Linked DNA regions of Homo sapiens: region 2 is linked to region 1. A link is a contact called in ENCODE Hi-C or POLR2A ChIA-PET data. All regions are on one chromosome and are shown on one strand. Each heading gives the region's core, a stretch centred on a gene start or an enhancer-like site at or near the end of the contact. The rest is flanking DNA. Distances are from core to core; before and after follow the strand shown. Region 1 holds the start of ABCF1 (ATP binding cassette subfamily F member 1). Region 2 holds the start of HLA-B (major histocompatibility complex, class I, B).

What was found. A loop is a pair of places that touch in the nucleus more often than their neighbours do. ChIA-PET counts read pairs that join two places held with the same protein, here RNA polymerase II (POLR2A). Pooled maps may share reads with other maps.
Region 2: a pooled map shows a loop between it and region 1 (7-fold over the local background). The contact joins the promoter of HLA-B here to the promoter of ABCF1 in region 1. A Hi-C loop is called at or near these places in 6 of 50 pooled maps. POLR2A ChIA-PET finds 5 or more read pairs at or near these places in 2 of 52 experiments (CD4-positive, alpha-beta T cell and activated B cell).

The regions. Positions count from the first base shown.
Region 1 is chr6:30,568,021-30,574,688 of GRCh38, reverse strand. It overlaps ABCF1 (ATP binding cassette subfamily F member 1), which reads right to left and starts at 3,247. Exons shown (of 25, transcript NM_001025091.2): 1 at 3,129-3,247. The coding sequence starts at 3,201. RefSeq lists an enhancer at 3,066-3,627.
Region 2 is chr6:31,354,953-31,358,428 of GRCh38, reverse strand. HLA-B (major histocompatibility complex, class I, B) reads left to right here and starts at 1,250. Exons shown (of 8, transcript NM_005514.8): 1 at 1,250-1,343; 2 at 1,472-1,741; 3 at 1,987-2,262; 4 at 2,837-3,112; 5 at 3,206-3,322. The coding sequence starts at 1,271. MIR6891 (microRNA 6891) reads left to right here and starts at 3,113; the gene lies at 3,113-3,205. RefSeq lists an enhancer at 1,184-1,807.

The DNA.
Region 1 (6,668 bases), core at 1,998-4,497:
CTGAGCCCAGTATTGGGTGACTAGTGTGAGAGTTGAAAAATTGTGCAGGATTAATAATAAAAGGCTTTATATGCTATTCCAAGGAGTTTAATCCTAAAGGCATTAGGAGGAAGGATCTACTGAAGTACCTAAGAAGGAAAAACCTGATCAGCTCACCTTATCAACACAGATGACTGACTCATCCCAGACACTAATTTCTCCCCAAGGACTAACACAGCCATACCATCTCTCCTTCCTTTAAATCTCTTTTGTGGCCAGGCACACTGGCTCACGCCTGTAATCCCAACATTTTGGGGACCAAGGTGGGAGGACTGGTTGAGGCCAGAGGTTCAAGATTAGCCTGGGCAACATAGCAAGACCTCATCTCTACAGAAAACAAAAAACAAAAACAAACAAAAAATAAGCCAGGCATGGCGGTGTGTGCCTGTAGTCCCAGCTACAAGGGAAGATGGCTTGAGCCTGCGATTGAGGCTGCAGTGAGCTGAGATCGCGCCACTGCACTCCAGCCTGGAGTGAGGCTCCGTCACAAAAAAAAAAAACCCACCAAAACCAAAAAAATCTTTTGTACTTTAATCACTCTTATCCACTTCATTATAGGGACAGGAAAAGCCTCCGAAGAGTTTCATTGTGAGAAAGTATAATCCCCAAGGAACTGAAAAAGATTAAGTGTGGCTAGAGATATACTGTGTCTTCTCTCCTTTCGTATATCGCTTAAGCTGCTCCTTCAAGGCAAGAAAGCAAGCCTTCTTTACCCTTATACCCCTCTCCCCCATTACTGTTTCGTATTCTTGTCCTCATTGGGTCTCAAAATCGTAATTCACAAGCTTCACTTTCTCTTCTCCCATACCTTTGAAACATACTGCAATCTGGTATCATCTCCGAATGAACACTACTTCTGCCAAAGTTGCCACTGAACCCTTAGCTCCTCAAACCACAAAGTATTTTTTGGTCCTTATTTTGCCTGACTTCTCTGCAGCATTCCATGCTGCCTACCTCCACACCTTTTTTATTCTCTTCTATCATTATTTAATTTCTGGGATCTTGCTCACTCCTGGTTTGCCTCCAGTTTCTCTGGCTGTTTGCCTTTCTCAGTCTCATCTCTTCAGCCTCCTTCCCCACCTGCTTCCTGCAATTGCTGAAGTTCTTTAGGGTTCCCACCTTTAACCTTCTTTTTGGTTCAATCTGCAAACACTCTCTAGGGGACTCTTCCATATCCAGCACTTCAACTCTACTTGCCTGTGTCTTTACTCCTAGTATAGTTGTCTCTCCACAGTGACTAAACAAACTCTCTTCTTGCCATTTCCTTTTAGAAATCCTCAGAAACGCCTAACTCAGCATTCAGAAGTTCACCTTATCTCTTTCCACTTCTTACTCTCCTGTCCATTACTGCTTTCAGTTAATAGTCTACTAGTCACTGGGTTACTTAAGTGTCAACCTTACTTCTCCCTTCATTTAATCAGTTCTCAGTTCCGATCAATGCCGCCTCCTTAGTAACTCTTTATTCTTCAGGCCTTGGCTTATCCCCTTACCACTTCTCACCTAGATCATGGCCAGAGCCCCCTAAATGGTCTCCCCGCCTCCATCTTGACCAGTTCAAGGCCATTCATTCTCCATTGCTCAGTGCTACAGGTGAACTGTTCATAATCATTCCTTATGCACTTCAATGGGCCTTCCTTCTTAATGTCTTTAGGATTAAACTCCTCGGAATGGCATCTAAAGCCTTTCATTATCTGTCTCCTGAGCATCTTTCTGACTTCATCACACTAGTCACCAGGCTCTAGTGGGACCAGTCAGGCTTGCCTACATCTCTACCTTCCACAAACTTCCTTGGCTTGGAATGCGCTTCCCCTTGCTAATTCACGATGATCTTTCAAGAATAAACTCTGGGGAGCAGATGTAGTGGCTCACGCCTGTAATCCCAGCACTTTTGGAGGCTGAGGCAGGAGAATTACTTGAGCCCAGGAGTTTGAGACCAGCCTAGGCAACATAGCCAGATCTTGTGTCTACAAAAAATTTTAAAAATAAGGTGTGGTGGTGCATGCCAGTAGTCTCAACTACTTGGGAGACTGAGGCAGGAAGATCCTTTAAACCCAGGAGGTGGAGGCTGCAGTGAGCCATGTTCATGCCACTGCACTCCAGCCTGGGTGATGGAGCTACAATGTGCCTCAAAAAAAAATACTCAGCTATTACATATTCTTGGGAGGCTTTGCTGACACTCCCTTACCTGTCTGAGTAGATGCTCCTCCTCTCTTCTACAGTCCCATAACATTCTTAAGCACCTTCATCATACTCTGACAACCACTGTCTGTCTGGTTAATGCTCTGACCCTTCACCATACTGGGTTGTCCCTTGAGGGAAAGTCTTATCTTTTATCTCTACATTCCCACTTCCTCCACACAGTACCTGGTATACAGTAGGCATCCAATAAGTGCTTTTAAAATTAGTTACTGTGTACCTACTGGGGTTAGTTGTGTCCATTTATGTCCCCCTTAAAACTGACTTCAACCCTGGGAGGATATCTTCATGTTTTTTTCCTTCCCCTCTCAAAGCACAGTATATAGAGTGCTTAATTAAAAACAAGCGCTTAACAAACTTTCGCTGCTTTTTAAGTAAACCTTAACCCTCATTCCAACATCAAAAATCTACACTCTTGCTCCAGTTGAGTGAGAGGGGTGTCTTAAGAAAGAAACCATGAAGGAGTCACCCTCTCTTGAGAAACAAGGGGGATCACAGGCTCCCAAGGTGTGTGTATGCGCGCGCAGGGGGAAGGGGAGGTCGAGGCAGGGCTCATATATTCCTGGTGGAATACAGTGTATGGTGGGGCGGATGTCCAAATTTTTTAAGCAAGGTTTTCCCATTTCTCCCCATCTCTCCCTCGGTGCCATATGCTCTTTCTTTTATCTCGCCCAGTCTCACTTAGGTCACGTGCGACATCTGGATCTCTTTCCTTTAACCCCGATTCCAAACCCACTCCTCCCCGGCAAACTCCTCCCGGGCCCACGGCACGCATGCGCAGTAACTCCCGCAGGGGCCCGGTCAGTCTCGTGCCCCATGACCCTCTCTTAAAACACGCGCAGTCTCCTCTCTCTTCCCCCTCTGCTCGTTTCTTCCTTGCCTACCAGCCTCACCTGATGGGCTCGTGCTCTCTCCGTCCCCGATCCACTCGGGCTCCGGCGGCTGCTGCTTGGGCGCCTTCGGCATCGCGGTGGCAGTTACAGCTACTGTGGCGGCGCCCGGTGCTATTTCCGCTTCCGGCGGCGGGGAACCCCGATGGGGCTGGCTCTCCAAGCTGGCGCGGCCAACCCCGCCCCCGGGCTGCGCACGTGCGAGCTTCGCCGTCATCTCGGGGGCGTGGCCCTGGTTCAGTGGAGGCGTGGCCTGCAATGACGGAGCGGGGCCGGCGTCCGCTTGCTCCAGTCGCGTAAACACATGGCGTTTACGACTGTCTGGGAAGCCTGACGCCGTGACCTCCCGACGCCGCGAGACTCAAGGAATGAACATAATAATTTCCTACTAGTATGAAGGAGTTGAGGCATACTGTTTTTTTGTTTGTTTTGTTTTTTGTTTTTTTAAAAAGCATATTCTAGTTTCTATCTGTAACTCGTTTCTAGTTCTGCCACCGCGATGCCGAAGGCGCCCAAGCAGCAGCTGCCGGAGCCCGAGTGGATCGGGGACGGAGAGAACACGAGCCCATCAGGTGAGGCTGGTAGGCAAGGAAGACACGAGAGGAAGGGGAAGAGAGAGGAGACTGCGCGTGTTTTAGGAGAGGGTCATGGGGCGCGAGACTGACTGGGTCATGGGCAGAAAAGACAGTGCAGACCAATGGCTAAGGGAGAGGTCTGATCGGTCCAGTGTTGAAATGTGTCACAAAATCCCGAAGTGTACAATTGTAAACAGGGAACTGGAGCCCAACATGCAGAAGTCACGGTGCAGTGGAGCTTCGGTTCATTTATTTTTTTTGGTAACAGCTTTACTGAGATATAATTGACATACAATAAACTGTACACAAAATAAAATGGCACCCAAAATAAACTGCAAAGTATCACTTAAATAAGTTTTGACCTGCATAAACCCAGTAAACTATCACCACAATCAAGACTTTGGTTCACTTCTAACTCTACCACTTAATATGGGAGCTTGAGCAAGGTGCTCCTGTAGTTCTGTCAGCTCTCAAACCACTACAATCATGCTTTTGTTGCCACCATTGTCTGAATTCACACTTGCCAAAGTCAACAGATCTGGGGCCATCCTACTCACTCTCCCATCAATGTTTGATAGACTTGGTCGCTCCCTCCCTCCTTTGTTTTCTTCAGGGACACTACTCTCTATAGGTTTCCTTTGCATCTAATGGGCTTCTCCTGAAGTCTAAATGTTGAAGTGCCTCAGGGCTAAATCTTTGACACTCTCCTTAATCTAGACTTATCACCTATCACCTCCTGACTTTAAATACCATCTATAACCAATGAAGATTCCCAAACTTCTCTTGCTGGCCCCCAACTTCTGCCCCGAGCTCCAGGCTCATGAATTCAACTGCTTATGGGACATCTTCTCTGAGATCTTTAATAAATCTCTCTCATACGTACAAAATGGAGCTCTTGTTCTTACTCCTAAAGCCTGTCTCTTCCAGGCTTCCCCATCAAGAAATTGCACCACAGGTCATTCAGTTATTTGGGCCAAAACTGAAAGGTCATCATCCTCTTTCTCCATTCCTCCTCCCCTAATCAATCCATCAGCCAGCTAAGTCTGCCTCATTTTTTCATTCATCTGTTCAACAAATATATTTATTGAGTGTATAGTATGTGCCAGGCACTCTTCTACGCTCTTGGGATACTACTGAATAAAATAAAGATCTCTGATTAGGTTTCCAGCAGGGGAGATGATCCTATAGATAAAAGAAAATATGGATCAAGTTTAAAAGTATCAAGAGGACAGATTTTAGTCTTAAATGAGGCCTCAGTAAAGTGAAATTCAAGCAAATCATTAAAGAAGATTAGTTTTGGCCACATGGATTTCCAGGAGAAGGGCCTTTCTAGCATAAGAAACAGCTGGAGTAAAGCCCTGTGACAGGAGTGTTCGGACATACATGGGGAACAAACAGGAAGGAGGCAAGAGGGGCTGGAGTGGCACGAGTGAGCCAGAGTTGTGGGAAAGGTGAAAAGAGAAGTAAAGCAGGGTCTGGATTGGGAAAGGTCTTTTAAATTATCTTAAGGATTTTGGCTTCTTCTGTTGATTTAAATGGAAGTCACTGCAGAGTTCTGAGCAGAGTGATGTGATCCAACCTACATTTTAAAAGGATGACCTGGGCTGGGGCGCGGTGGCTCATGCCTGTAATGCCAGCACTTTGGAAGTCCTAGATGGGTGGATCACGAGGTCAGGAGATTGAGACCATCCTGGCTAACATGGTGAAACCCCATCTCTACTAAAAATACAAAAAAGTTAGCTGGGCGAGGTGGCGGGCGCCTGTAGTCCCAGCTACTGGGGAGGCTGAGGTAGGAGAATGGCATGAACCCAGGAGGCAGAGCTTGCAGTGAGCCGAGATCCCGCCACTGCACTCCAGGTTGGGCGACAGAGCGAGACTCCGTCTCAAAAAAAAAAAAATAAAATAAAATAAATAAAAGGATGACCTGGCCAGGTGCAGTGGCTCACACCTGTAATGCCAGTACTTTGGGAGGCTGAGGCAGGAGAATTGCCTGAGCCCAGGGGTTTGTGACCAACCCAGGCAACATAGCGAGACCCCTTGTCTCCGTATATAATACAATTTTTTAATTTTTATTTTATTTTATTTTTTTGAGACAGAGTCTTGCTCTGTTGCCCAGGCTGGAGTGCAGTAGCGTGATCTCGGCTCCCTGCAACCTCTGCCTCCTGGGTTCAAGCAATTCTCCTGCCTCAGTCTCCTGAGTAGCTGGGATTACAAGCGTGCGTCACCATGCCTGGCTCATTTTTGTATTTTTAGTAGAGACGGGGTTTCACCATGTTGGTCAGGCTGGTCTCGGACTCCTGACCTCGTGATCCGCCTGCCTCGGCCTCCCAAAGTGCTGGGATTAGAGGCGTGAGCCACCATGCCTGGCCTATAACATTTTTTAAATTGTTAAATAAAAAGGATGACTCTGGAGGCTGTGCTGAGAACAACCTGGGCGGGAGGTGGGAGGGGGCAGGCAGCAAAGAATGGGCAGAAATGACAGAAGCAGGGAGATCTATTAGGAGGTGATGGTGACTCAGACTAGGGTGACAGCAGTGGAGGTGTGAAAAGGGCTGGTTTCTGAATGTATTTTGGAAAAGAGCCAACAAGTTTTGTTAATGGATTGGAGGTCATGTTTGACAAATAGAATTAAGGATGACTCCAATATTTCTGGCCTGAGTTAACTAGAAAGATGTAATTGCCATCAACTGAGACGAAAACATAACCCAAATTTAACCACTTCTCTCCACCTCTACCCTGACCAAGCCATCGTCTCTTCTCCCTGGACCACTGCACTGCGCTGGCCTCCTAACTGGTCTGCCTGCTGTCATTCTCATTCTCTAGTCTATCCTTCACACCTACAGTCAGAGGTGGTTTTAAAATGTAAATCCATGGGCCAATCGCGGTGGCTCACGCCTGTAATCCCAGCACTTTGGGAGGCTGAGGCGGGCGGATCAAAAGGTCAGGAGTTCAAGACCAGGCTGGCCAA
Region 2 (3,476 bases), core at 1-2,500, 790 kb before region 1:
GACAGTGTTAGTGCCACAATTCAGGAGTGACAGGGTGGCGGGGACTAAGGGGAGCGGGGGTGTGAGGGATGAGAGGGGCAGACAGAAGGGCTGGAGAGGCAGGAGGTGAGGAAAAGGAGCAGGAGAAAGAATTCTAAAGCAGTGGAAGAGCCTGGCAGAGGGTTCTTTGCATTCGGTATTTAATACATTTTGTTGGACTTCCTAAAAACTAATTGGCTCCTTATGATTAAAAAAAAAAAGAGTTACAAAAATACCAAGTGTTCAGATAAAATACGCACACTGCTTGGATGTGCAGAGTTCAGGAAAACAGGCAGTGCTTCAGCGTCGGTGAAGAGCATTGGGACTGCATGGAGCACTCGCAACTTTGAGGTGATGACTACAGGCTCCCGGTTGCAATAGACAGTAACAAACCCTGCTTCTTTATATTCAGGAGATGTTCTGGACTCACACAGGGAAACTCAGGGTGGGGAATGAAGATAATTTTAAATGCAACAACCCAGAGTTACAGATCCACAGTCTGGGAAAGTAAAACTTAGGAGCTTTGAGAGTTTAATTGTAATGCTGTTTTGACACAGGTCTTTTACAAATTGGAATTCTAATCATTCAGGGATTACCAATATTGTGCTACCTACTGTATTAACAAACAAAAAGGAAACTGGTCTCTATGAGAATCCCTATGCGGTGCCTTCAGAGAAAACTTCACCAGGTTTAAAGAGAAAACCCCTGTCTCTACACCTCCATTCCCAGGGCGAGCTCACTCTCTGGCATCAAGTTCCCCGTGCTCAGTTTCCCTACACAAGAGTCCAAGAGGAGAGGTAAGGAGTGGGAGGCAGGGAGTCCAGTTCAGGGACAGGGATTCCAGGACGAGAAGTGAAGGGGAAGGGGCTGGGCGCAGCCTGGGGGTCTCTCCCTGGTTTCCACAGACAGATCCTTGTCCAGGACTCAGGCAGACAGTGTGACAAAGAGGCTTGGTGTAGGAGAAGAGGGATCAGGACGAAGTCCCAGGTCCCGGACGGGGCTCTCAGGGTCTCAGGCTCCGAGGGCCGCGTCTGCAATGGGGAGGCGCAGCGTTGGGGATTCCCCACTCCCCTGAGTTTCACTTCTTCTCCCAACTTGTGTCGGGTCCTTCTTCCAGGATACTCGTGACGCGTCCCCACTTCCCACTCCCATTGGGTATTGGATATCTAGAGAAGCCAATCAGCGTCGCCGCGGTCCCAGTTCTAAAGTCCCCACGCACCCACCCGGACTCAGAGTCTCCTCAGACGCCGAGATGCTGGTCATGGCGCCCCGAACCGTCCTCCTGCTGCTCTCGGCGGCCCTGGCCCTGACCGAGACCTGGGCCGGTGAGTGCGGGTCGGGAGGGAAATGGCCTCTGCCGGGAGGAGCGAGGGGACCGCAGGCGGGGGCGCAGGACCTGAGGAGCCGCGCCGGGAGGAGGGTCGGGCGGGTCTCAGCCCCTCCTCACCCCCAGGCTCCCACTCCATGAGGTATTTCTACACCTCCGTGTCCCGGCCCGGCCGCGGGGAGCCCCGCTTCATCTCAGTGGGCTACGTGGACGACACCCAGTTCGTGAGGTTCGACAGCGACGCCGCGAGTCCGAGAGAGGAGCCGCGGGCGCCGTGGATAGAGCAGGAGGGGCCGGAGTATTGGGACCGGAACACACAGATCTACAAGGCCCAGGCACAGACTGACCGAGAGAGCCTGCGGAACCTGCGCGGCTACTACAACCAGAGCGAGGCCGGTGAGTGACCCCGGCCCGGGGCGCAGGTCACGACTCCCCATCCCCCACGTACGGCCCGGGTCGCCCCGAGTCTCCGGGTCCGAGATCCGCCTCCCTGAGGCCGCGGGACCCGCCCAGACCCTCGACCGGCGAGAGCCCCAGGCGCGTTTACCCGGTTTCATTTTCAGTTGAGGCCAAAATCCCCGCGGGTTGGTCGGGGCGGGGCGGGGCTCGGGGGACTGGGCTGACCGCGGGGCCGGGGCCAGGGTCTCACACCCTCCAGAGCATGTACGGCTGCGACGTGGGGCCGGACGGGCGCCTCCTCCGCGGGCATGACCAGTACGCCTACGACGGCAAGGATTACATCGCCCTGAACGAGGACCTGCGCTCCTGGACCGCCGCGGACACGGCGGCTCAGATCACCCAGCGCAAGTGGGAGGCGGCCCGTGAGGCGGAGCAGCGGAGAGCCTACCTGGAGGGCGAGTGCGTGGAGTGGCTCCGCAGATACCTGGAGAACGGGAAGGACAAGCTGGAGCGCGCTGGTACCAGGGGCAGTGGGGAGCCTTCCCCATCTCCTATAGGTCGCCGGGGATGGCCTCCCACGAGAAGAGGAGGAAAATGGGATCAGCGCTAGAATGTCGCCCTCCGTTGAATGGAGAATGGCATGAGTTTTCCTGAGTTTCCTCTGAGGGCCCCCTCTTCTCTCTAGACAATTAAGGAATGACGTCTCTGAGGAAATGGAGGGGAAGACAGTCCCTAGAATACTGATCAGGGGTCCCCTTTGACCCCTGCAGCAGCCTTGGGAACCGTGACTTTTCCTCTCAGGCCTTGTTCTCTGCCTCACACTCAGTGTGTTTGGGGCTCTGATTCCAGCACTTCTGAGTCACTTTACCTCCACTCAGATCAGGAGCAGAAGTCCCTGTTCCCCGCTCAGAGACTCGAACTTTCCAATGAATAGGAGATTATCCCAGGTGCCTGCGTCCAGGCTGGTGTCTGGGTTCTGTGCCCCTTCCCCACCCCAGGTGTCCTGTCCATTCTCAGGCTGGTCACATGGGTGGTCCTAGGGTGTCCCATGAAAGATGCAAAGCGCCTGAATTTTCTGACTCTTCCCATCAGACCCCCCAAAGACACACGTGACCCACCACCCCATCTCTGACCATGAGGCCACCCTGAGGTGCTGGGCCCTGGGTTTCTACCCTGCGGAGATCACACTGACCTGGCAGCGGGATGGCGAGGACCAAACTCAGGACACTGAGCTTGTGGAGACCAGACCAGCAGGAGATAGAACCTTCCAGAAGTGGGCAGCTGTGGTGGTGCCTTCTGGAGAAGAGCAGAGATACACATGCCATGTACAGCATGAGGGGCTGCCGAAGCCCCTCACCCTGAGATGGGGTAAGGAGGGGGATGAGGGGTCATATCTCTTCTCAGGGAAAGCAGGAGCCCTTCAGCAGGGTCAGGGCCCCTCATCTTCCCCTCCTTTCCCAGAGCCGTCTTCCCAGTCCACCGTCCCCATCGTGGGCATTGTTGCTGGCCTGGCTGTCCTAGCAGTTGTGGTCATCGGAGCTGTGGTCGCTGCTGTGATGTGTAGGAGGAAGAGTTCAGGTAGGGAAGGGGTGAGGGGTGGGGTCTGGGTTTTCTTGTCCCACTGGGGGTTTCAAGCCCCAGGTAGAAGTGTTCCCTGCCTCATTACTGGGAAGCAGCATGCACACAGGGGCTAACGCAGCCTGGGACCCTGTGTGCCAGCACTTACTCTTTT